2 separate regions of the Homo sapiens genome follow, and region 2 is linked to region 1. Evidence: chromatin contacts called from ENCODE Hi-C or POLR2A ChIA-PET data. All regions are on one chromosome and are shown on one strand. The core of a region is the stretch at or near the end of the contact, and the rest is flanking DNA. Distances in the headings are between cores, read along the strand shown.

Region 1 (3,459 bases), core at 579-3,078:
CCAGCTACTCTGAAGGCTGAGGCAGGAGAATGACGGGAACCCCAAGGGGCGGAGCCTGCAGTGAGCCGAGATCGCGCCACTGCACTCCAGCCTGGGCGACAGCGAGACTCCGTCTCAAAATAAATAAAATAAATAAATAAATAAATAATTTCATGTCTCCATTCCTGTTTGGTCATTATATTGATATTTTTGAAATTTCATGTGGAAGTAGCTTATATCATCTATAAATTTAATTCCATTAAATCAAAGTGGGTACTTGTAAATCAATTCCATCATAGGTAATTTTTTTAGTTTAATGTTTACGATTCTTATGGAGAAAGAAGTGTTTTTCATTTACCTTTGCATGGGTGCTTAAAATACACATTTCTATTTCAAGATGACACTGAAAAATTCTTCTAATATAACAGCAGCAAAAATGTAATTCTGCAATTACAAAAGTGCTAAACTGAAATCCATAATTAAGGTTTTCTCATGTTTACAATTGTGGTTCTTTAATCAATACTAATACTATGCAGGTCTGTTGTAAGGTTTCTAGATTCGGTTTAAACACACGCACACAATACTGTCAGTTGTAGGAGGCTTTACAAGTTATATTTCATGCACTTTTTTTTAAAGAGTTCTAAAAGAGCCAACCAGTCCACAAGACAGACAGAAAAAAAGTTAAATTAACTGGAGTAAATTGGACTCTTAACATTCGAAACATGCAAGATTCTGCAGCAAACTGGGAGTACTTCAGGATTGGCCTGCTATCTTCCTTAGTATTAATTTCATCTTAACAGTTTAAGAAGTTGGACATTTTAACACCATCAAGCGCATTTAGGTGACGTGTTTCTTGTGTGTTAACTTGGCTCCCCGGAATGATCTAGTTAGTGAACTAGTCACTAATAATTTGGTCACCAGGCAAATCAAGCCTACACGAAAGGAAGCGACTATTCAAAATACCGTAGTATCATCTGAACCTACCCAAATAATTTATGTTCAACATAAACATGTAACTTCAATAATGAGATGACTCATTAATGAGTCAAGCTCCTCCAACAAGACAAAGACAACATCTCTTCTTCTAAGGTTTAAGTTTTGCATAGAAATCCGGATACATGGAATAGCCCATACCAACAGTCATTGCTCCTACAACAAAGCTGGACTGCCACACGCATGTGGATCAGGTGACGTGATATTTTAGTATTTCCCCTGCTTTTCAATTTGTATAATCCGTATGCAGCAACTACTGCAAAACCTGCCATTCCAATGGGGACAAATGGTGCCTCTTTAGTTTTTCGAATCACTTTGGATCCCTGGAATCCCTCACAAGCCATCCAGCTTCCCCTACGGATATTTTTAGGAATGGCAACAGTGGCCAGAGATCAGAGGATTATATTATTAGGGTTATACAACTTTTATATAAAAAAAGTGGCTTCTGACCAGGCGCGGTGGCTCACGTTTGTAATCCCAACACTTTGGGAGGCCGAGGCAGAAGGATTGCTTGAGCCAGAAGTTCGAGACCAGCCTGGGCAACATAGATCAGAAGGCGAATAGAATAAGTCCGCTAGCTTTGAGATTCACATCTGTTCCTGAGGCTTCCTCACTGCTCCCCACCCTTCCTTCTTCAATCAGTCTAAGAGCTCCTGGAGAAATGGAACACCTGATTCAGTGAGGGTGACAAATAATTATGAGTATGTTCGTGCCAGGGTCCTCGATAGGATGGGGTGGGGGAGGTCAAGCCGCCTTGGCAGCTGGCCAGGCTCCGAACAGCAGATGGCGCTGTAGGGGGAGTCCCACCGGGTACGCCGGGCGCTCTGGCACTAGGGCGCCGGTCGTCTCCTCCGCAGCTTCCGGCACGGCCTTCAAGCGCGGGACGCGACAAAGTCATGGACCGCAACCCCTCGCCGCCGCCGCCGGGTCGCGACAAGGAGGAGGAGGAGGAGGTGGCCGGTGGAGACTGCATAGGGAGCACGGTCTACAGCAAACACTGGCTCTTCGGCGTCCTCAGCGGACTCATCCAGGTGTGGAAACTCGCGCCACGCGTGGGGTGTCCCTACATCCCCCAGGCACCGGGGCTCCGCCTCTGGCGAATCCTCCTGCCCCGGGAGCCGCCATCCCCACAAAGACCCCTCCCCAGGCGTGCGCTGCGGGACCTTGCTCCTTGCGTTTCGCCGGCCGCTGCGGACCCCAAAACTATCTGGGCCCCCTCGGGGTCTCTCGACACAAAGGGAAGTATAATGGTAGGGATGCTGAAATACTTGCCGTTCTATTTTGCTTTCCCAAGTTCTCCAAAAATACATGATCGTGTAACTGCATTCCTCGGGTTTTGCTCCCCATCCCCACTGTCATTTCTGAAGCCCAGGTCCTTAATTTATGTATTTCATGGACTATCGTTGTAATAGAATAAATGGTGACTTTAGGGTTATACAACTTTTATATTAAAAACGTGGCTTCTGACCAGGCGCGGTGGCTCACCTCTGTAATCCCAACACTTTGGGAGGCCGAGGCGGAAGGATCGCTTGAGCCAGGAGTTTGAGACCAGCCTGGGCAACATAGACCTGGTTTCTACAAACTTAAAAAAAAAAAAAAAAAAAAGCCGGTCGTGACGGTGCACGCCTGTAGTCCCAGCGACTCAGGAGGCTGAGGCTGGAGGATCGCTTGAGCCTGAAGTTGGAGGCTGCAGTGAGCTATGATCCAGCTTCTGCACTCCAGGCTGGGGGACGGAGTAAGACCCTGTCTCAAAAAAACAAAAAACGCAGCTTCCTTACCCACTAGCTGCAGGTCACCTAACGGCTCAGAACCTCTATTTGTCCCTTAATTTCTATAAAATGGGATTATAATATTTATATTATATATAAGGTTATTGTGTAGGTTAAGTGAGATTATAATGGCAACAGAGTGCTTAGCATGGTGTTTGGCTTATAGGAGGCTGTCAGTAAATGTGTTTTCTTCCCCCCATGTTTCCCTAATTGGTTCCTCTCCTCCTATTGTCTATCCTCTCCAGTCAATTTTCTACACAGCTGCCAGAATAATCTTCTTTAAAGACAGGGCTATTCATGATACTGCTCTTAGTTCTTTTTGCCTGGGAGAAAAATGCATGTTTCTTGAAGTTTGGAATCCAGGGCTGTTTGTACATTTTCCAGCCTCATCTTCTCATGATACACTGTGTTCCATCAACTCTGAACTGTTCACCATCCCCAAACATGCTAGGCCCTTTCTTAACTCTGAACTCTTGTGCTTTCCTCTGAATACTCACTTCTCTCCTTCTTCACATGACAAACTACTATTCTTCCTTTAAAATTTAGCTTAAATATCAGCACCTAAGGGAAGGTTCCCCATCTTCTCCTAGGAATAGGTCATTGGTCCATCGTTTTTGCTACCAGAACTCTTTGTCCACAATTCAGTTGAATCACTTTGCCTTTTCTAATATGACTATCCCTTTACATGTCTTTCCCCACTAGATCCTAAAAGTTAAAA
Region 2 (3,268 bases), core at 769-3,268, 1.0 Mb before region 1:
TGAGCCGAGATCGCGCCACTGCACTCCAGCCTGGCAACAGAGCAAGACTCTGTCTGAAAAAAGAAAAAAAAGATGAGGTCAGAAAGGAAACTGCAGACCTGATTGTATAGGCAAATCCTGGCAAAAATCCAACAGCACCGATCTTGGAATCAAAAGAACCAAATTCAATGAGAGCAGTAATGTTTTTGTCTGTTTTGTTCACTAATTTATCACAGCACCTAAAACGGTGCCTGGCAGACATTCAAAACACATTTGCTGAATGAACGACTGAAGTCTTGGCTCTATCACTTAGCAGCTATTTGACTTGTAGCAAGTGATTCCAGTTTTCTGAGCCTCTGTTCTCATTTCTAAAATCAGAATAATCATTTCTCCCCACCTCAGAGGATTATAGTGAGGATCAAAAATGGGGAAGTATTTTGCAAACTGCAAAGCAGTATATATAGGTGAGGTCTTCACATTACTGAAAAAGTGAACAAGAGCAATTATTATTAACAACGACAATGATCTCTCTACCTTTCCCTACTAAATTCAACCACCAAATCATTCTCTCCCTCTCTATAGGCCATGGAACTGGGACAAGGCTAATCTTCCCTTCAGCATGAGAGAGTGAACTTTAAGCACTTGAAGCCTTCTGTAAATGAGTGGCAGTAATTAAGACATAATAGTTACTCCTACCAACTTTTCTTTGAGCCTCTCTGAGAAAAAGAATGAGGCGCTGTTTCCATGTGAAGATTCAACACCCTTTGGTAAAATCCAGTCTGCCTGAGAACTATTTTTTTTCTGTTAAAATTCAAGAATAACCAATAAGAACACCTTGACATTTCCCCAGACATCTTGTCCCTCACTTAAACCTACACAAGATCGTGCTGAAAGAAGGGAAAGGGAAAGCATGAGGAACACTCTCGGGACTGGAAAAACGTTTTTAGAGATCAGGTAATCCAATCATCCCAAACTGAGAATCTACCGCCTAACTGATTCCAGCTGAAGACAGCTTTAGTGTTCGTTCTCATCTGTATATGGGGATAATATCTTCTTAAGGATGCTTCAATTCTGGAATAAAATAATGCATATGAAAGCATCTGACATGGGTTATGCACTCACTAAAACTGGCTGAACCTGGAAATTCTGCATTTATTCAATAAATATTAAGTGAACGTCTACAATATACTAGTCAGTACTCTAGGCACTAGGAAAGGGCCATAAGCAAAAAGCACAAAAATCTTGTTTTCTTGGAGACAACATCTACCTCCTGTAACTTCTCCGACTGGCCCGCCTGGCTTCTTTGGACCTCCGTCTGGCTTTTATATAACACCTCCTCCACGGAATATTGTCCTTTGAGATTCTGCAGATCGCTGTGGTGTACCTCCCCTCTCCACGCCCCTTTCCTCCATCCTAAACAAGCAGCCTTAATTATTTCAAGGAGTAAGCAAGGATGCGGAAACAGGAGCGAAAACTGGACTGGGTGGGGTGAAGGCGGGTGCTAAGACGCCAGGGCTGAAAAAGAAATCAACAGAACCGCTCCGACTCCGGGCCAACGTCAAGACGGGCGGGTCCGAATCAGGTGTGTCACCTGACACCTCTCCCGGGAAGGGCCATCGTCCCCTCCCCAGGCCCACAGAGGTCCCCGCCGGGCTCCGGGTACCGGCCCCAGGGGGCGCCCTGGCCAGGGATGGAGGCTGGAGGGGCCGGCTCGGGCCCTCACCCCTCAGTCCTCGCCTTTTCTTCCCAGTCGCCTCAGAGACAATTTCCAGCATCGTTCGTGGTGTTTCCAGGCTCCCGCTTCCCAGACCTAGGCCCCGCCGCTCCCGAAACCCCCTCATCGAGCGGCCTCTCACCCACACCATCCTTTCCTCCACAGCTGCAGCCGCTCTCCCGGCCCCCAGGACAGCCACCGCCCGGCCGCACTCACCTGCGAGCCCAGCCCCGGCCCCTCCATCTCCCCAGGAGCCCACAGCGGCTGAGGCTACTAGGCAAGTAGCGACTGCCGCCAGCCCGCCAGCCCGCCTTGGGTCGCCTCTTCTCCCACTTCCTGCTGGCGCCCTCACCTCCGCCGCTGCGGTCCCCGCTCGTGCCCTGAGCCGTCAATCGGTCCCGGAGAACCAATCCCAGCCCTCCATCGGCTAGGGGCGGGACTTTCTCACCTCCTGGGAAGCCCGCTGTGAACAGCTCGCCAGAGGCTCCACCCCCGGCCCGCCCGTGCCGGTCGCTCCCCCAGCCCCAGCCCAGGACCGAGCGCCCCTCCCTGCCCCAGGTGCCACGGGCCCCAGATGTGCGTCCAGGGTCAGGATCAGACTGTTATTCCAACGTCAACCACCATCTATTGAGAGCAAATCTGGACTTGGCTACTTAATTGCTAAATGACCTTGTGAAAGTCTCTTATTTTACCTCAATTTTCTCATCTGTGAAATGAGGAAAATAAGGGTACCTACTTCATGGAATTATCAGGAGGATTAAATGAGAAAACGCATGTAAAGCCCCTCAGCCCGTGCGTTACATATAAAAAGGAATCAATAGATGTTAGCTATTTAAATGTTTTCCACTCCATTTGCGTGATCTTGGGCAAGTCACCTCTACCGCCTGAGGTTCTGTTTCCTCAAATGAAACAAAAAATGAGTTCTACGGCGCAGGCTAGAGGGGGAGTGGGCGAGAGCCTCCCACTTGAAGTGCACCTCCCCCCTGACCTCCACGACCCTTTGTGGAGGGCACTGGAGGAGCTGGCATTTAAGCCCTGTCCAGCTTGAAGGTCTATGAAGCAAGCATTAGGGATGGCTCCTTCCCTTGGGGCGTTCCAGTGGGGCAGTGGGGCTCTCCTACTTCAGCCCCGAGTAAACACTGGGGTTTTTCTAGCCCAGCACTTAACACAGTTCTTTGTAATGGTTCCTTAGATGTGTCTGTTGCCAAGTGGAACCAGATTAAGACCTTTAGAAGCTAATTTGAAAACGATCTGAAAACATTATGACTTCCTTATTTTATAAAAATAATACTAAATCATAAAATAAATAAATAGAAATCCAACAAAGTGCTGGGTTTTCCATGGAAAATATTGCTATGATACAATAAAATCGTAGATGTATTACTATTGCTTTAGTGTCTGTGTCCTTTGGGCACGTCAGCCCTGGCTTGCCCCCAAAAGCCCAAACCCTTTGAGGATAGGAACCATGTCAGATCCATCTCTGAACTCCCAGTGTCTAACACAGCACTGGGACATGGAAAATGCTCAGCACAATTTTAATGAATGATGGATGGATGGATGTACAGGCGTGTCATT

Evidence for each region. Hi-C counts contacts between places; a loop is a spot of excess contacts on that map. ChIA-PET counts read pairs that join two places held with the same protein, here RNA polymerase II (POLR2A). Pooled maps may share reads with other maps.
Region 2: a map of naive thymus-derived CD4-positive, alpha-beta T cell shows a loop between it and region 1 (4-fold over the local background). The contact joins the promoter of ZDHHC13 here to the promoter of SAAL1 in region 1. A Hi-C loop is called at or near these places in 1 of 168 maps with a recorded cell type or tissue (naive thymus-derived CD4-positive, alpha-beta T cell), 2 of 37 single-sample maps with no recorded cell type and 8 of 50 pooled maps. POLR2A ChIA-PET finds 5 or more read pairs at or near these places in 1 of 52 experiments (PC-9).

The regions. Positions count from the first base shown.
Region 1 is chr11:18,104,451-18,107,909 of GRCh38, reverse strand. It overlaps SAAL1 (serum amyloid A like 1), which reads left to right and starts at 1,828. Exons shown (of 12, transcript NM_138421.3): 1 at 1,828-2,003. The coding sequence starts at 1,869. It also overlaps the pseudogene HIGD1AP5. RefSeq lists enhancers at 1,623-1,672, 1,823-2,082.
Region 2 is chr11:19,115,918-19,119,185 of GRCh38, reverse strand. It overlaps ZDHHC13 (zDHHC palmitoyltransferase 13), which reads right to left and starts at 2,018. Exons shown (of 17, transcript NM_019028.3): 1 at 1,910-2,018. The coding sequence starts at 1,936. RefSeq lists silencers at 1,599-1,828, 1,919-1,998, 2,049-2,288.